Linked DNA regions of Homo sapiens: region 1 is linked to region 2. A link is a contact called in ENCODE Hi-C data. All regions are on one chromosome and are shown on one strand. Each heading gives the region's core, a stretch centred on a gene start or an enhancer-like site at or near the end of the contact. The rest is flanking DNA. Distances are from core to core; before and after follow the strand shown. Region 1 overlaps ABCC4 (ATP binding cassette subfamily C member 4 (PEL blood group)). Region 2 holds the start of SOX21 (SRY-box transcription factor 21).

Region 1 (4,024 bases), core at 1,341-3,840, 400 kb before region 2:
AAAAAAAAAATTAAAACTTTTATTCTTTTTGCAAACACCAGTCTTTGAATTGTTTCTTAGAACAAGGAAGTAACTATTGAACCTTCTAATCTTACACTTTCTACACTGAGATCATTGTTGATAAGAGTTTTGATTTCAGCTGATCTTTGACATTCAGTTCAGTTATTGGCGTAGCTGTGTGAGGAGGTGGGCTTTCTCAGTTGTTTTTGTTTTCCTTGTATTTTATGCTGTTTTCCAACCATGGGTCTTTCAGATTTTAAGATGCTCCCAAATGGTCAAGATAAAGGGTTGGTTTTCACATACTAATGATTTATGTAGCCTTTTTATCTTTTTTTCTTCTTTTCTTTTTTGTAGAGATGAGGTCTCGCTATGTTGCTCAGGCTGGTCTTGAACTCTTGAGCTCAAGCAATGCTCCCACCTCTGCCTTCAGAAGTACTGGGATTATAGGTGTGAGCCCCATACCTGGCCTATCTTTTTTTTTTTTTTAATTTGAATATTGCTTTCAACTTTTTAAAAGCTGAACCATACTTGCAATGTTTCTGAATATTGCCTATGTTAACTTTTCCACTTAAGAAATAATTCATATTTTAATAATTATGTCTTAAATTTTTTAACTTATATTTTCCTTTTATTGGTATTGATACACTGAGATGAGAAAAAATAACAAGAAGGACGACAAACAAAATCCATAAGTATCTGTCGGAAAAATACTCATTTAATTTTAATGTTTCTTAAGTATAGCTGATAAAATAATAGCCTGACCTCTTGCCCTGCATAGCATGGTCTGGCAAACAGCAGAAGGGCCCCCGGAAGCTGGTTGGAAATTCAGGCTCCAGCTCCTCCCCAGGGCCACTGCATCAGGACCTGCATTTGAAAAGTTGAGCTTCCTCCCCGGTGGCATGCTGCAGAACCTGTGGGTCATAGTCATCATCGCACCTTTTTGGTTTTGGTTTTCTAGCAGCCATGAAAAAGTACCTGGCGTTGTGCCTGGGCTTTTTTTTTTTTTTTTTAACAGGCATGAGCCCGTTTAATCCCTAGGACAACCCTCTAGAGGAGGTGTTATTAGAGGCTCAGAAAAGTTGTCACTGGGCCTGCCAAAGGTGTCACTGAATGATGCTTTCTGGAGTCTGTGTGTCCGAAGCCTGAGACAAGAAAATTGAGGTGCAGCTCCAACTTGTACACACTGTGCTTCTTGGCCAGCTGGATGCCTCAGGAGAACTGCAGAGGCTGCATTAGCCCCAGCAGCGGGAGGCAGCTCCGTCTACAGCCTCTGACCATTCATGGTCCACTTGCAGCCTGGTATAAAGGCCCCAGGACGAAGTCAATCCTGACAAACCCTAGGAGGCCACACATCTCATCTGTAAGCAGGGCTTCCGGAAGCGTTGATTAGAAAAGAAGTTCAGAGGCCTAGACACACACACTTCTCAGGGGTCACCTGCATCCACGTAGGCTATGTGTGTATAGCTTCCATTTTTTTGAAGGAAATCATTTGAAAGAATAGATATTTATTAGAAACCAGGTTTGATCTGTTTGTGATGCCTTTATGACATACTGTTTTCTTGGATTCTACTTGACGGGAAATAAAGTCGATGCTAAGCAGTGATCTTCAGTCATTAAATAATATTTCTGTTTTCCTGCATAATTTCCTCTTGTGTTCTTAGATAAGACTAAGCCTGTTTTTGTCATACTGTTTGCACATCTGAAAATGACAACTTGTTTGCCAGTAGTAAACTCACAGCCTGGAAAATGATAGGATCCCAAGTTTCCCCAAAAATGTGAGGTACAGTCAAGCAGGCTGGGGAAAAAAAAATACAGAGGTTATCATTATGTTTATATAAAAAATATACCACTTAGCAAAAGAAATTCTGATAAAGCAAAATTAGTGAAATAATTAGGATCAATTTCTGTACGTTCATCTACCTACTTTGCACTTGGATGGAAGTCCTAGATTGGGTCTTAAAAGGAGGGAACATTCTAGAACCCACCAACCCTTCCTGATACTGTCACAAGATTTTTTTCCCTTAATTCTTTTAAAATCAGGGCCACATTTCAACTCCCTGCCCGCTGCCATTTGATGATATTTTTGTTTCTCTTTAGGTATCGTCCTATTTTCTTTTTCTTTACCACTGACATCGGCTTATTTCATATGAATAATATATTAAATACATATGCATTTAAAATATTGTTTTGATTTGTTTGCGAATTGTTTCTCTTAAAGGGTCTATCTGGGGAAATGAGTAATTTTTCATATCCTGTTCTTGCAGGAAGAATTTTAAATCGTTTCTCCAAAGACATTGGACACTTGGATGATTTGCTGCCGCTGACGTTTTTAGATTTCATCCAGGTAACGTTGAGAGTAATGTCAGGATCTCAAATGGAAAACGGAAGTTCCTATTTTTTCAAGCCCTTTTCATGGGGTCTGGGGGTGGGACTCTCGGCCTGGCTGTGTGTAATGTTAACTTAATAAAGGGCCATGTTTGTAAAAGAAAGGTGCGGTTATAACTCAGAGGCTAAGTTGGCATGAGTAATACCTTGTGTGTGGGAGTGGCTATACAGTCGCGTCAGGGTTAGTTTGAAGCAGCTTCGTGCTTGGTAAGTGGCTCTCCGTCTGCCTCTAGGTATCTGGCGTGGATTTTGCTTTACTGTGAACACATTTCATAATACAGAAACAATCACCTCTCACGGAAAGATAGCCTAGATTAACTAAATTATGCATTGTATTACCACAAAGGGCAAATACTTAGGCACTTTTTTTTTTTTTTTGGATAGAACCAGGTGTGGTTACTTACAAAGAAAAGATTAGTAATAATAAGGTGAAAATAATACTTTATTAACAAGGACAATAGAGAGCAGTTATTGCGGATACAAAGCCTTTAAAGGCAAGGATATCTAAGCCAATTTGAGTACAGGATCAAAGTCAACTCAGAAAATGTCTTTTTTGTTTTCACACGTTGATTGCTCTAAGTCTTAAGCTGTCTTTAAAAAAAAAAAACCAACAATCCTACAGAAATACCTTCTGTAAAACTTTTCTTTTGTTTGTGAACTTGAGGCTCTAAAAAATAATATTGGGTCATCTCTCATCTCCTTATTCAGTACTGTTGCTCATGTGGTTTGGTTTTATTTTATTTTTTCCTATTGTTTAATTTTGTCTACTTGTCAGTGGTTCAAGCTGGGGCACTTTTTTTTTCCCAAGTGTTTATTTTGGAAATGCATCTATTAAAAGCTATACATATTCCAAAATCTCAGCTGCTGTTGCTAACACTTTATGAAATTTGAACCTCTGTGACTTTTTCTAAGTGCCAACTTAGAATAGTTGTAATCATTAGCTGAATTTAAAGCCATTAAATAGAAATACTACAGTTGGGGTCTGCAATTTTGGCTTGATCCTGTGATCCCCCTACCCCTGCTTTTTTCTCAATGCTCAGATGCTTTAGATCTCCTCTGGAGCCACAGTTATAAAGGAAGCAAAATTACTTAATTTGGAAAATTAGCTATGTAAGAAAAATCAGTCATAGGCTTGAAATGCTTATAGGAATTCCTGTTTGTCACACAGCAAGGCAGCAAATGAGCATGTGACTGCAAACAGTATAGCCCATGGGCGAAGGCATCCACTGTTTATGGAGGTGAAGTAAGCTGAGACTCACAGGTGGATTATTTTTACTGCAAACAAGGACCTCTGATTTTTTTTTTTCTTTTGCAAACATTTTTAAAATGTGCCCTCCTGGGTTTAGCTATATTATTTATCCCTCAGAAGCCATCACTAAAACAGTTGCCCCGTTTACATAGAATGCAGATTATTGTCTGTACACGTTTTGACAGGGATTGTTAATTACTTCAAGAAGATTTTGTGAAAGTTTCTGTTTCTTTGCAACAGGAAGCTAGGCAAAGGTTGAGTTTCCGAAGCTGGCTGGCCCACTATGTGCTTAGCAGAGTGAGCGGTCGTAATTAGTATCCCTTATGTGCTTTGTCTCACATATGGAGGGAGAGGGATGGATGCTACTTGATGTCAATATAAAACATTTCT
Region 2 (3,967 bases), core at 698-3,197:
CAAGTTCTCCCTGAAGGGCAGGCCACCATGTGAATAAAACCTCCAGACAGATCATGTTCTAAATGTGCCGCAGCATACCAAAAAGTGAGGAAAATACGGAAACAGAATCATGCTGTTTGACTTCTGCATCGTGTTAACTATTTTTTTTAAAAAACTGCTCTAACTACTAAAGAAGGAAATTATGCTTAGCATAAAAATATTCCAGCACTGAGTGATTGGTACGTTTTACTTCTCTCTTCCAGGGAAACTACTTACACTTATTGATTTTAAACACCTTCACCTCAGCAGCGCATGTAAGTGAGACACTGTAAGTTAACTGTACCTTAAAGAGATCAGTATATAGATGGTTCTGGCGACCAAGATTACAACAAAAGACAAACAACACAGAATTTTTAAAGAGCTGAATAGTCAGTCAAGGATGCATACTCTCAGTCTGGGCTAGCTCTTTTTTGGAAAGGTTGCCAAGAATGTCCTTATTCCCTCCAGAGTTATTTTTCACTCCACTACCTCTGACTAGGTGCATCGCCAGTGCAAGAAAATGCGAGAAGCCTCTGTTTCTGTTGCAAGCAACACCTGGACCTCCAAGGAAAATGAGCACTTTCTTGCTAGGAACAGTCTCAAACATTTTCAAGGGTGAGTCTCCCCTTCTCCAGGTTTAACCCTCTTCCTCCGTAGCTGGAGAGGCTCTCCTACTCGTGCCCGCCGCCTTCTTCCTCCCGGCGAGGATTCCAGGGCCACAACCAGGGCAGCTGCACGCCAGGCCGGCCTGGGTAGCCGGGATGACACCAGGGTTTGCCAACGCCAAACAGGGCGCAGACTCCCCGGCGCGCTCCGGACTCTCCACTCGCCTAAACCTGCTCTCAAGTGAAAAGGAGTGGGAGGAGGAGGATTGGGAGGGGGCGGGGGGCGGAGGGGATCTGTTAATTCGAGGTCCTGGGGGTGTGGGAGCGGGAGGCGGCTCCGCTGATCCCTCCTCCCTCCCCGAGTCCTGGGCTCCACCTCCTCCGCAGGCCCCCAGATATACACACACAGCCGCGGCTGGACATGCACACCCAGTGCCGGCTCCGGGCGCGCACACATGCAGGTAGCCACACTCACCTGAGCCGGTGCAGAGGGCGGCCTGGGCTGGGAAGGGGCCCCCTGCGCCGCGGGAGTGGGGAGAGCGGGAGGTGCCACAGCGCGGACCTGCGAACTGAGGTGATGGCCCGTTTTCCTTAACTCTCCTGCAGCACCTCCGCCCCTGCGCCGGCTCGGCTCTGGCCACAGCAGCGAGGACAGAGGGGCCCCGGGCGCGGCGGACTCGCGGGCGCACGCTCCCAGGAGCGCGCCGAGAGGGGCGCCGCGGCGCAGGAAACTTGGGCGAAGTTAGTTGCAAGTGCCAGGCGGCTGCCGAGAAGAGCGAGGCGGGGACGCGGCCGGTGCCAGGCCTGCGGCGCCGCGTGGAGGCTGCGCTGCCCTCCGCGGCCGGCGAGCTCCGGGAGCCCTAAGTCGGCAGGCGCGCCTGAAGGGGCTCGGAGCGAACAGAGCCGGCATGGCCCAGGGGACGGCCGGACGCGGCTCCTCGGCGAGCCGGGAGAACTTCCTCTGAGGCCGGGCGACCAACGCTTGCTCAAGCCTCATCCACCCTCCTTCCTCGCCCCACCCGTCAGTCCAGCAGCGGGAGAGGAAGACTCGAGAGGCAGGTGCTGCGGGGGACAGCTCCCCCCTCCAAAAAAAAAAAATCACCCAGCCGATTGGGGGTTTCCCATCGGCGCACCCTGCCCGGAGCCAAGAAGACAGGCTGGTGCTGCTGTATTTGTATTTATATCCATTGCTGCGCTCTGCGTTCTCGTGGCACGCCTGGACACTCCTCCGCCTCCCCCTCCTCTTCCTCCTCCAGGGCCACCTCCCCGCCTTCCCCACCCCCATCTGCTTCTGTCAAATGAGAAAGTCACCGAGGAGAACCCAAACACTCCAGCCGCTGAGAGCCCCCTTTGGCACTTGGCAGCACGCGGCGGCGGGCTCCTCGGCTCAACTTCGAGGAGTCTCCGCGACGCAACTTTTGGGGACGCTTTGCATTTAAGAGAGAACGACCGAGGAGGAGGAGCGCTCTGCCCGGCCGCCGCTACCTGCGGGGAGCTCACCAGCAAACGCCACTGCAGACGAAGGACCCAAAGAACGTAAAGGGCAAACTGCCGCCGCGGGGAGGGGGCACCGCCGAGAAGTTAGAGTGTCCCAGAGACAACCTGCTCGAGCGCTCGGCCGGAGACACTAAGGCGGCCCGGGGCGCGGCGTGGCCCTGGGCTGGTCCCCCAGCCCCCTCCTCCGGGGCGGGAGCGACGCCGGGGCGCGACGAGCCCCGGCCGGCCGAGCGGGTCTCCGCGGGCAGCCAACATTGATTTCCTCCGGGCCGAGGGCGAGGGCCCGGGAGGCGGCGGGCTGCAGCCGCGGCAGGGCGAGAGCATGTCCAAGCCGGTGGACCACGTCAAGCGGCCCATGAACGCCTTCATGGTGTGGTCGCGGGCTCAGCGGCGCAAGATGGCCCAGGAGAACCCCAAGATGCACAACTCGGAGATCAGCAAGCGCTTGGGCGCCGAGTGGAAACTGCTCACAGAGTCGGAGAAGCGGCCGTTCATCGACGAGGCCAAGCGTCTACGCGCCATGCACATGAAGGAGCACCCCGACTACAAGTACCGGCCGCGGCGCAAGCCCAAGACGCTGCTCAAGAAGGACAAGTTCGCCTTCCCGGTGCCCTACGGCCTGGGCGGCGTGGCGGACGCCGAGCACCCTGCGCTCAAGGCGGGCGCCGGGCTGCACGCGGGGGCGGGCGGCGGCCTGGTGCCTGAGTCGCTGCTCGCCAATCCCGAGAAGGCGGCCGCGGCCGCCGCCGCTGCCGCCGCACGCGTCTTCTTCCCGCAGTCGGCCGCTGCCGCCGCCGCTGCCGCCGCCGCCGCCGCCGCGGGCAGCCCCTACTCGCTGCTCGACCTGGGCTCCAAAATGGCAGAGATCTCGTCGTCCTCGTCCGGCCTCCCGTACGCGTCGTCGCTGGGCTACCCGACCGCGGGCGCGGGCGCCTTCCACGGCGCGGCGGCGGCGGCTGCAGCGGCGGCCGCCGCCGCCGGGGGGCACACGCACTCGCACCCCAGCCCGGGCAACCCGGGCTACATGATCCCGTGCAACTGCAGCGCGTGGCCCAGCCCCGGGCTGCAGCCGCCGCTCGCCTACATCCTGCTGCCGGGCATGGGCAAGCCCCAGCTGGACCCCTACCCCGCGGCCTACGCTGCCGCGCTATGACCCCGCGGGGCCGCCTCGCGAGGACCGGTGTGCACACGTGTACATATGTATAGGTACGAGCGCTGCGGCCTCCCCGTGCGCCCTCCCGCGACCGGGGGCCCGGTTTGTATGTACATAGAATGTATAGGTGCCAGGTAGAGGCAGAGAGGCCAGGCGGGGCAGGAGTGGCCAAGCGCGCAAGGGCGCGGGCGAGCAGGCCTGTGAATTCGCAGGATCATTTCAGACCCGCACTTCGGCAGCCAACTCGAAAGCAGGCGGTTGTGTGCGGCAGCAGTTGGCGTTTGCTTTGCACTTCGGAACCTGTTGCGTTTTGACCCACGGAGGTGGAGGAGTAACTTTTTGACATGTTGGCCTTTCCAGTTTTGTTGGAAGTTTCATGGTCGGTTTTGTTTTTGTTTCTCATTCTTCTTCCTCGCCCCTCAGCCCCCCAACCCCCAACCCCCTCCCGGTCCGTGTTGCATGCACGCTGTTCAAATGTGAGGTCTGAAATGGCTGGCACACGGGAAAAGCTGCTTGTGTCATTCGTTTCTGGGAGTGGGATGGCTCTGAGCAGCCTCGCCTCCCTGTTTGTACTATTTGAACTTTGCAGATCTCTGTTCTCTCAAGCAGAACTCCCAACCAGATCCATTCTTGACCAGTGACCGGCTCGAATCTGGCCTTTTGTGTGAGATGATCACGGTTTCTTTTGTTTATC

What was found. A loop is a pair of places that touch in the nucleus more often than their neighbours do.
Region 1: a map of PC-3 shows a loop between it and region 2 (4-fold over the local background). The contact joins the enhancer-like site here to the promoter of SOX21 in region 2. A Hi-C loop is called at or near these places in 1 of 168 maps with a recorded cell type or tissue (PC-3).

The regions. Positions count from the first base shown.
Region 1 is chr13:95,114,242-95,118,265 of GRCh38, reverse strand. It overlaps ABCC4 (ATP binding cassette subfamily C member 4 (PEL blood group)), which reads left to right. Exons shown (of 31, transcript NM_005845.5): 20 at 2,265-2,344. Among named protein-coding and RNA genes, the nearest start is that of SNORD13G, 94 kb to the left of the region's middle. Within about 2 kb of position 2,590, at least 3 of the 41 ENCODE cell types and tissues checked have a DNase peak (open chromatin) inside an H3K27ac peak, as active enhancers do; they include PC-3, where a contact is called at or near this core.
Region 2 is chr13:94,710,525-94,714,491 of GRCh38, reverse strand. It overlaps SOX21 (SRY-box transcription factor 21), which reads left to right and starts at 1,947. Exons shown (of 1, transcript NM_007084.4): 1 at 1,947-3,967. The coding sequence starts at 2,443. The coding sequence ends at 3,273. SOX21-AS1 (SOX21 antisense RNA 1) reads right to left here and starts at 1,776. Exons shown (of 2, transcript NR_046514.1): 1 at 1,099-1,776; 2 at 1-854. It overlaps LOC112268114 (a long non-coding RNA gene), which reads left to right and starts at 1,049. Exons shown (of 2, transcript NR_158368.1): 1 at 1,049-1,084; 2 at 1,230-1,772. RefSeq lists an enhancer at 722-1,223.